Regions from separate parts of the Mus musculus genome. Here region 1 is linked to region 2. Evidence: chromatin loops called from intact Hi-C (ENCODE). Cell type or tissue: gastrocnemius. All regions are shown on one strand. Each heading gives the region's core, and the rest is flanking DNA. Links, peaks and the distances in the headings are about the cores only. Region 1 overlaps Hormad2 (HORMA domain containing 2). Region 2 has its middle 7.9 kb from the start of Nipsnap1.

Region 1 (5,381 bases), core at 211-5,210, 430 kb before region 2:
GTGATGCATTAATGACTATTCTGGGATTTATTGAACTAGCCTAAGTAAAGCCAGCAAAGTTTCCTGTCCTGACATAGTTATGTCTGAATCTTAAATGTCCCCTTAAGTTGAAGGCTCAGTCATCAACCTGCTGTGATACTGAAAGACAGCAGAACCTTTAAGAGACAGAATCTAGTGGAATGACACTAGGTTGTCGAGTGTCTCCTCCCCACCCCCACTCCTGGCCTTGACCTCTGTGGTGTGCCGCCGCTCTGCTCTGCCACATGTTTTCCCTGCATGTCTCCATGATGTTCTGTCTTGATACTGAGTCAAAAACAATAGAAGCAACTTCTGAAACTGTGAGCCAAAATAAATCCTCCTTCCTTTTAAGTTTATTATCTCATATATTTTGTCCTCCCCACAGGAAGTGACTAATACATTCTTCCCCAGACTCTCAGCATCAAAGCTTCTTTCAGATATCTCCTCTCTGGTTCTGAAAACTACAAGCTTCCTAATTGCTTCAGGAAGTCCATGCCTAACAAAGAACCTTCTCTTTAAACGTCGTTTTGTTTCTGATTTCTTTTACTCTAGTAAGCAGGAAACAAGTACCCAGTGCATAACTTTATAATTGGTCTTGATTTTCTGAATATCCCCATCCATTAGGCATTAAAATGAAGAAATACTTTCCCAGAGTGTTATGTGCCAATTAGCTGATAAAACTGCTGCTGAAGAAATTTTAAATTAAGTAACTCACTAAATGGTCATTGATTTTTCTATTTAATTCTTAACAAATACCTTAGACGCCTTCAGTGTTCTGGTGTTGTGAGAGAGCTGCGCAGTAGCCATCGTGAGAATGAATCAGGATTCTTTCAACAATTCCAACCTGTTAAAAAAAAAATTAGAGACTTTCCCTAACATAATACTTACTATCTTGTCTTTCCAAAGATGTAAGTGAACCCTAAAACCAAAAATTAAAATCAATTACAGTTAAGTATAGACAATTTCTCAGACTGTCCTGTTACAAGAAAAATTTACCAAGCCTAATTTTGTAAATACAAAGGAAAAACAGAGCTAAAATAGTTCTTCTTAGCCCTATCAAAATTGCAAAAGTGAATCTGAATTAGAAAAATTCTTATTTTGAATTTTCCAAATGAGAGCTGTGTAAGTTAACTGTAATTTTGGTAGCAAATTTTAATAACCACTTGAATTTTCACTATAAGCTTTTACTAAATCTGGCATAAAGTCTCTGCATTAAATTTCATCAACTCAATAAAATCATAAAATAATTTATTCATTCATAAACACATTCTCAGAAGAAAATTAAGTTATAAGTCACCTAAGCCCTCAACAATGTATCCCATTCATCTTTGTTGTGCCCTCAAAGAGGAGCTGTCTTCTTGTGTTCAGCTGGGCTCAGAACATTTTTTAGGTTAACTTCAGACTTGTTTACAAACTCAAAACTTTCTCCAAAAAGGAACATAATAAGCGCTGGTGAAGAGATGGAGAATTAAAATCCTCACCACTGCTGACTGGAATGTAAAACGGCCCAGCAGTATACAGTTCCTCACATTTCTAAGCAGTTACACCGGTATCCAGCATTTCCACTTCTAAGTGTACAGCCAAAAGAAATAAACAGGGAGGAAGGAGCAGGGAGTGCCTCCAACACGTGTACACCCACAGGCACAGCAGCACTCTTCTTCACGGTCAAAGGTGGAGATGATCCAATGCCTATCAGCAGACAAACAGACAAACGAACACACAGCCAAGGGCAGTGGCATGCACTGGATGCCCACCTACAGTGCAAGCTGGGGCAGGGCAATCATTTGAGCACAGGAGTCTGTCAGCCTGGACTAGACCCCATCTCAAAAAAAAAAAAAAAAAAAAAGGAGCAGATAAACAGATAAACAAAATGTGTTTGTGATATTTAAGGGCTACTCAATCTTTAGAAAAGGATGAAATTGTGGTAACATGACACAATGTAAATGAACCTTGCAAGCACAATTCTAGGTTAAAATTAGACAACGCTAGATACAGAAGGACAAATACATGTGCTTACATATGAGAACCTACATATAAGCAAACATATACAGACAAAAAGTAGACGAGAGGTTATCTGGACTCGGGTGGGGATAGAAGAAATGGCAGTTTACTAGGAGAGTTTCTGTTCATGATGATGAGATGTTTTGGAAACTGCAAATGGGTAGCAATTGTCACCTGACAGCTGAGTATGACTAGACTAAACATGGAGAATGGCTGACATGGTCAGTCCCCCAGTATGCACATAGATCACAATGAAGAACACAGTGGAGGTGGGGAAATCCACAACGATACTGCCGAGTCTGGGAAAACATTTTTTATTCACCCTTTTTTTTTGCTTCGGTGGAATTTTTTTAAAGTAAATCTTCCCTTTTCTTTCTGAAGGCCTTAATTTTATTTCAGTCGGAGGCCTTACTTGAAATAACCTGTTTAAAGAAAGTCCATTCTGGCTCACTCAGGGCAATCTGTTACCTGTTATATTATCAATTAAGACAAGATTCTGGAAGATTTTTGCAAATAAGAGGTTAGAATTATTTGGAGACATTGCCACAAGGTGGTGATAGAGACTATAAACAGATACTATTGAATTTCTCTTAGATTATTTCTTCAAGCAGCACTAGGGGACACTAGTACAATATTTCTACAGGAGACTGAGATCTACCTAGCGGTCCTTGAGTAGTCTTTAAAGGCTGTTTTCTTTTAGAGTATAACTGTTGAGTCTGACTCACAGCATCTCCTTTATACTGTAAGAAAGAAGGAAGAAGGAAAGTAGCGATAAGGGTTTAAGTTCCAGTTCTATCCCATTAGAATATAACCTCCTACCGGAGAAGCAGTAATAGAAGGAATAATGGTTTTTAAATCACTTTTTATATTGCTAGGATTTTAGCCAATCTTTTTAGATCATAAGATATTTCCAGGGGCATCCGCCCATGAGAACACCACGTAGTTAGGTACCTGCATTTTTAGAATATATGGATGACCCAGATGAAATTTATAGTACTGAAAAACAATTCTACCAGGGCTGTTGCATCTGAAAAGGAATTTAAAAATATTTATAAAACAAGTAAAATTCAATTTTATGCAACACAAATGGATATGTAAGAAAAATCAGCCAACAATGCAATCTAGCAAAAGTAGGCTTTGTAATTATGAAATTTGGGTTCAAATTTGGATTCTATTACCTAGCAGTTGTATAACTCTGGTTAAATTAATTCCTATGAGATTTGGTTTCTGTTTTTGTAACCATAAATACAGACCCAACTTTCAGGTCTTGCTCACTGTACACCTGGAATAGTAACATAGGCCAGGGTTTAAACACGTGAACTTTCTGAAACAAACTACCTAAGATCACATCTCAGTGGGCAGTTTACTATGTAACCTTGGACAAGATGTGGGCCCCAGTTTCTCCATCTGTACAGAAAACAGTGTCTACTTCACAGTTATTTCAACATTAAATCTATTAAACTAATATGGTACTTAGAACAGTTTTTTATATACACTTCATTAATGTAAGAAAGTATGTTTGCTTTCAAAACAAAGCACCTGCATATTAAGTCTTCCTCTCCTGGTGTTTCCCAGCCTCGGCTCCTCCCACCATCCTCCAGCCTTTTTCTCCTGCCTTTTCCTCCTGCCTCTTTTCCTCCTGCCTTCTTGGGATTCCTCAAGTTTCTGTCCTAGTAGTCTTCTGTTATTTTTTTGTTTGTTTGTTTGTTTGTTTAACGGTTTTTCTATGTGTTTGTTTGTTTGTTTGTTTGATGATTTTTCTATGTAGTCCTGGCTGTCCTGGAACTCACTCTGTAGACTAAGCTGGCCTTGAATTCACAAAGATCGCCCTGCCTTTGCCTCCTGAGTGCTGGGACACAAGGTGTCCACCACCACTGCTCAGCTTTTTTTAAACTTCTAAACATAGCCACTGAACAAACAAATATACTCCCATTATTTCAATTACTATTTCTAGTCTAATGATTTGTGTGTGTATATTCCCAACCCAGGTCATTCTCATGAGTTACTGATCTACAATTCTGCCCATTAGACAATTCCCACTTTGATGGTCTTAGCATGTCCAAATGCTAATTCTTTCCCCTCAAACCCTCTGTTTCCTAGCGAATGGCATCATCAAGTACTTAAGTCACTCAGTCTGAAAATGTATGACTCAACTCTGCCCTATTTCTTTGTTCAGTCAACTTAGTATTTCTCAAATGTGTCAGCTGCTCACTTTTTCCACACTGTTGTCTGCTGATACTGGGGAGGGGTCTTCTTTCCTTGTTATTGTTGAGGCTGCTTTTGTTGTTTTGTGGAATCTCACTACGTGGCTCCAGCTTCCTCAAACTTGCTCTATAGTCCAAGCAGCCTTGAACTTGAGATGATTCTGCTGGCTCCACTTCAGAAATGCTCGGGTTACAGTGAGCCCTTACACTGGGTCTGCCATCTCTACTTTAGATCAGATCAGCCTCATCTTTTGCCTGAATTGTTGCAACCACCCATCTGCCTGTTGCTGTGCTCAGCCATCTCCCTTCTACGTTTCAGCTAGACTTTTCTCATTACTACCTTAACTGTCTTATTATTTCCAAACTGAAGTACTTAACATAGCTCCCCAACTACCCTCAGGAAAAAAATAAAATAAAAACTCTTTACCATTGTTTCAAGATTTGCCTCATGCCCTCCTAATTTCTTCAATCATTTCCCCTGATATTTCTTTTTTTTTTTTTAAAGGTATATCTTTCTTTTTTTTTTTTTTTTTTTTTACGATTTATTTATTATTTTATCTAAGTACACTTTAGCTGTCTTCAGATGCACCAGAAGATGGCGTCAGATCTCATTATGGATGGTTGTGAGCCACCATGTGGTTGCTGGGATTTAAACTCAGGACCTCCGGAAGAGCAGTTGGTGCTCTTAACCGCTGAGCCATCTCTCCAGCCCTCCCCTGATATTTCTTATGCACCAGTCATTTGTACAGCTTTACTTTCTCTTAGCAATATTCTTCTGGTCTGAAACATCCTCTTCTACTTCAAATTACTATCTCCTGGACATGGTTTAGTTTTTCAAGAAACAATGCCCCGATTTCTACTACCACCTCTGCCAAGCTCAAGTTATGTCCTCATTGCAATACATAGTATATTATATCTATTTTGTGTATGTGACTACTTATTGTGAATTAAATTAAGAGTAAAATTATATCTGTTGAGCTTGGTATTTTTGAAGGTTTGTTTGTATGTTTGTTTGTTTTTTTAAGTGCTCCAGCTTCAATGAGAGTTCCTGTCTTTAAAAAAAAAAAAAAAGGGTAAAGGAGCTGGGGAGATGGCTCAGTGGTTAAGAGCACAGACTGATCTTCCAGAGGATACAGGTTCAATTCCCAGCACCCACCT
Region 2 (5,381 bases), core at 186-5,185:
TTGTCCTGAGTCTGAAACCCAAGTGGTCTTTCTTTGAAACCCTCGATGTCCTGGAACTGTCTCTGTAGACCAGGCTGGCCTTGAACTCAAAGAGATCCTTGTGTTTCTGCCTCCCGAGTGCTGGGATTAAAGGTGTGTATCACTACTACCTGGCAAGACCACAACTCCTCATTCCTCCTCAACAGTTCTACCAACTGGGACCAAGTATTCAAACACAGGATCCTATGGGGGCCATTTCCATTCAAGTCACACAGGGCCCATTTTAATAACCTCAGTTTTGTTTATGTTTAAAAAAAACTTTTAATAAGTGAATGTGTCTGTGTCTTGTGCAAGTCAGCCTGTGGGAGCCAGTGGTGTGAGATCTCCTGGAGCAGCATAAACTCTTAAACTCATAAACTGTGAGCCAGCTCTCTACCAGCTCCCACTCCGCATCCCCCGCTCCACAATCTTTGTATTTCTTAGAGATCGGATTCACTCTGTAGCCAAGTCTGCTTTGGAACTCACCATGTAACCTAGGCAGGCTGGCCTCAAAACTGGGTCAAATATTCTGGATCAGCTTCTGAATAATTTGATTAGCCCTGTTAGGACCCTAAATTCACTACCTGGTGGTGGTGGGGGCTGGGGGTGTGTGCATGCAGCGGCAGGCAGATCTCTGTGAGTTTGAGGCCAGCTCAGTCTACAGAGTGAGTTCCTATGGTGGGGGTAGGGATGGAGAAGATCCTAGATTCAGTAGCCAATCATGATACTACATACCTATAATCATGGCACTCAGGGGGCTGAGGCTGGAGGATTATGAGTTTCAGCCCATCTGGGTTACATGGCAAAGACCGTTCCCCAAGAAAACCCAAACCAAGCCAGGTGGTGGGGCTGCACCGCTTTAATCCCAGCACTCGGGAGGCAGAAGCAGGAGAATCTCTGTGAGTTCCAGGACAGCCAGGGACACACAGAGAAGCGCTGTCTTACAAACAACAACAAAACCCAAACAAGCAAACAAACAAAACAGGCAAGGTTGACGCCTCAGGAAGCAAAGGTGCTTGACATGGAGAACCGAAGAACCTGAGCTTGAACTCCAGAGCCTATGGTGGAAGGAGACAAGTGATTCAACTGACTTCTGACAGTTGTCCACCGACCTCCAACTGCATGCCACGGCACACCCATGTCCACACATCTCACACACACACACACAGAGAGAGAGAGAGAGAGAGAGAGAGAGAGAGAGAGAGAGAGAGAGAGAGAGATTAAACATTTAAAAAACAATAAGAAATGCTATTTCCAGGCTGGTGAGATGGCTCAGTGGGTAAGAGCACCCGACTGCTCTTCCGAAGGCCCAGAGTTCAAATCCCAGCAACCACATGGTGGCTCACAACCATCCATAACGAGATCTGACTCCCTCTTCTGGAGTGTCTGAAGACAGCTACAATGTACTTACATATAATAAATAAATAAATCTTTAAAAAAAAAAAAAGAAATGCTATTTCCAAGTAAGGCCACATTTCATGGTACTGGGGTTAAGAGAGGCATATCTTAACCATCTCTCCAGCTGGATGAGGGTGTTGCTGTGGACCTCCAGGGTGTGAAGGTATTCATCATCAGGGCCAAATATGTAGTCTTCCTGGTCCTCTTCCATGTCAAACACCAGTGGGCTGTAGAAGTAGTCAGGCACATTCCACCATCCCTTCCTGCAGAGGTCACTCATTCCTGTCTCCTGTAGACGCCTACTTGCCTTAGAACAAAGCAATTCCAGACAGCTGGTTGCTCCGTAGAAAGGCAATTCTGGCTTCAGGAGCTATATATGTATGCTCACTCCCAAGGAGCAAGCTTTGACCCACCTTAGGGAGGAAACTCAAATGCCTCTAGCTTCTCTCTTCGAAACTCCCTGTGATTACTCTTAGATAATATGTTGAGTCTTCACTTGAAGGTCCAAACACCTAAAATTTTCTTCTTTATAATGTCAAAACTTCTGGAGCAGATCTACAGACCATGGAGTAGAAAAGTCCCTGGAGGCTGGTGAGGAATGAATGAGCTGGAGGAGGAAGATCTCTACATGGTTTTCCCTCCTTGAGACAGGACCTTCTGTAGGGATGTATCAGCCAGTATGACTGAGCTCTCTCTAGGAGCCATTATTATGCCAGGATAGCTGGGGAGGTTTGGGGAAATCATATTCTAACAAGGATGCTTCCTTAAACGTCACAATTTAAACCTTTGCATCCCAAGGCCTGTTTCCCTCCATAAAAATAGATGCAAAGGCAAAGTAAACTGCACTCCCATCACTCTTTTTTTTTTTTTTTTTTTTGGTTTTTTTTCGAGACAGGGTGTCTCTGTATAGCCCTGGCTGTCCTGGAACTCACTTTGTAGACCAGGCTGGCCTCAAACTCAGAAAATCCGCCAGCCTCTGCCTCCCGAGTGCTGGGATTAAAGGCGTGTGCCACCACGCCCGGCTTTTTTTTTTTTTTTTTCCCCTTCACTCTTAAAACTACACCGCCATCTTGCTACTTTGTTGCCTGTGATGGTGCTGTGTGCCTTTGCAACTATATCTCTGTCCAGGGATCACGTGGGTTGTTCAAACTTTATTTAGTTTGCTTTATCATATTCGATACCTACTCTGCTCACGCTCATATGATGCTATAGTAGTTAATACTAAGTGAATAGCCACAAGACATCTCAGTAGTCACAAAAAGCAGTTGCTAGAGTCCAAACTACAGCAACAGGCTCCCTCAGAGACAAGATGCTAGCATGCGTTTCTAAGCTAAAGTGAGTGGTGCCACCTTGTGGCAATGTTTTGTAAGCACAGTTGTAAGTCATTCCATACCAGTAACTTTGAAATTGTTCAATGCTTGAGATAAGTTTGGGGGAGTGTTTGTATTATTTCTTTACTTGCATAAAAATGTATTTGATTAATATGCTTATGTAAATACTATGTTAAAGTAGCACCATTCATATTTGCATATGGTGTCTAGGACCAAAGGATTGGAACTTGGTCTTGTAGCTCATGCCCCAGCAGAGACAAAAGCTTTTGAGTCACTGTCCCTCCTGTTTGAGGTCCCATGAGAGCTGGGGAGTACAATTCCCTGAGAGCAGTTGGGCCTGAGCATAAAAACCCATCAATAAGGAGCAGGTGACAGAGCCACAGCTGCGTAATTTGTCTCTTTGCTCTTCTGCAGCCTATTCAGTGATGATCTATTTGTCCCAGGGAATGGATGGTGGCAGGTTTGTCCATATTTTACACTTAGGAACCTGCCTACTTCTCTCTGCCCAGTGCAACTCATCTGTCTCTGTCCTCGGTTCCTCTCATTTCATTCCACGAGTGGACAGCAGGCCTTGGCAAAGAGTTATGAAGGTGGATTCTAAGAGGGTGGTTTTGGAAAGAAATGAAGAGAAGAAGGGGAAAAGGGAGGGAGGGAGGGAGAGGAAGAGGGAGAGAGGGAGGGAGGCTGAGACTGTTCCCTGCATGGGGGGGGGATGGTTGGGAAAACAGGAGAGAGAGAGAGAGAGAGAGAGCGAGCTAGCGAGCTCAGATTTGGGGTTGGGCAGAAAGGGACCTCAGAGAGCAGGGGATGATGGGAAGGTAGATGGAGAAGGCATGAGACAGGAGGAATTTGAGGTCCTGAGGAGGCTTGCTTGTAGAACGTACATTGAGGAGACTGGGGTAAAGCTCTTGCTTAGCTTTCCTGTTGCTCTGGGCTCTGCCTTTAGGCTGAGCTTGAGAAACTGAGTCTGATCTAAATCACCAAGCTGGACCTCATTCGAGATCCAATTGTAGTAGCCAGCTTCCAATATGCCCTTGGCCTTTTTGGATATTTGCATTCACATACTTGGTGCTAGGAATTGAACCTAGGGTCTGTGAATTCCTCGGTGAGTGTTCAACCGATGAGCTGTATCTGAAAGACTCTGAGAGGAGCCCCTCGCTCAGGCCTCAGGACAATAGTGGACACCCAAGAACTCACGATAGACCGAGCTTGTTGTAAACCACATGAGGCTTTATTCGGGGAAAGCCAGAGCTCTGGGGACGACTCATATCCCACGCAGGGGTAGAGGAGTCGACCTCGAGAGGAAAGGGGTCCCAGTTTTTATAGACCCTCAGGGGAGAAAGGAGAAGGGGGGAGTAGGGGATTTCCAGATCTAAACAATGTCTATTCTCAAGAAATGGGTATGGGAGGGGTACAAGGAAAGAGTCTGGTGCAGGTGTAGCAACTCCAGATTGGCCGGGCTGTGGTTGCTGGGGAGATTTTCTGACTGTTCCCCAGCAACCAATATCACAACACCTGGCAATGGGCTTCATCAGTGGGCACACACATGGGTTCAAGGAACGGTCAAAACATTGGCAGACACACAGGTTCAAGGAGTGGCCAGAGCATTGTGCGCCTCTATTTTTCTAAATCAGTGAAGCTAGTTCTGCTAACAGTGACATCTATATTGCCAATTTCAGGGCTTCTGTGACCTTTTACATTCTGTCAGGATCTTTCATATCCTCCACCCTCTTTTAACTTTTTTAGTTTGAGACATGGTCTCACTAAATTATGCAAGCCAGCCTCAAACTCACTCTGCTGCCCAGAGATCCTGTGCACTCAAGATCCTCCCAACTCAGCCACCTCACAGCTGGGATTACAGGCTGGGATGGTTTGTATATGCTTGGCCTAGGGCATAGCACCATTAGGAAGTGAGGCCTTGTTGGAGTACGTGTGTCACTGTGGGCATGGGCTTTAAGACCCTCATCTAGCTGCCTGGGAGCCAGTCTTCTCCTGTTTGTTTTCAGAACAAGATGTAGAACTCTCAGCTCCTCCTGCACCATGCCTGCCTGGATGCTGCCATGCTCCTAGCTTGATGATAATGGACTGAACCTCTGAATCTGTAAGCCAGCCCCAATTAAATGTTGTCCTTATAAGAGTTGCTTTGGTCATAGTGTCTGTTCACAGCAGTAAAACCCTAAGACACAGGCCCAGCTGGCATTCCCACTCTTGTAACGTCCACTCCCACACTGATCAGGCTTAAGGTGTAACCAATCGGATGTGCAGGAATGACTGAGTGCAACCTATTTCTAAGTCCTTGACTATATCAGCTTACTCACTCTTTGATCTCTTCTTAGTCTGGAGAAAACCAGTATCTATGAGGAAATACCCAAACAGCCATCTAGAGCAAGAACTGAGGGCCCCTGATATGAAATTAAATTATGACCTGCTGTGGATGGGTGCTCTCCATCCTTAGTTTGTTCTTCAGGTGACCACAGCCTGAGCCAACATCCTGAGTGCAACCTTTTAGGCATCCCTGAGTTTGAGGTCAGCCTGGTCTACAATGTGAGTTCCAGGACAGCCAGGGCTACATTGAGAAAACCTGTCTGGAGAGGGGAAAAAGGAAGGAAGAAGGAGAGGAGAGGGGAGGGGAGG

Evidence for each region. A loop is a pair of places that touch in the nucleus more often than their neighbours do. Peaks named below come from ENCODE experiments on the same cell type or tissue, not always from the same donor. Only the 100,000 strongest peaks of a DNase experiment are listed, where the experiment ranks them.
Region 1: it touches region 2 in a loop (6-fold over the local background); 16 of 42 quality-filtered maps call a loop at or near these places.

Annotation. Positions count from the first base shown.
Region 1 is chr11:4,434,228-4,439,608 of GRCm38, forward strand. Hormad2 (HORMA domain containing 2) reads right to left here. Exons shown (of 11, transcript NM_029458.1): 2 at 775-862. The coding sequence starts at 825. Among named protein-coding and RNA genes, the nearest start is that of Hormad2, 4.2 kb to the right of the region's middle. In gastrocnemius, for the core only: a CTCF peak has its summit at 2,577 (motif pointing right); no DNase peak of the experiment used is centred there.
Region 2 is chr11:4,863,313-4,868,693 of GRCm38, forward strand. It overlaps the pseudogene Gm17793. Among named protein-coding and RNA genes, the nearest start is that of Nipsnap1, 7.9 kb to the right of the region's middle. In gastrocnemius, for the core only: a CTCF peak has its summit at 2,781 (motif pointing left); a DNase peak (open chromatin) is centred at 2,759.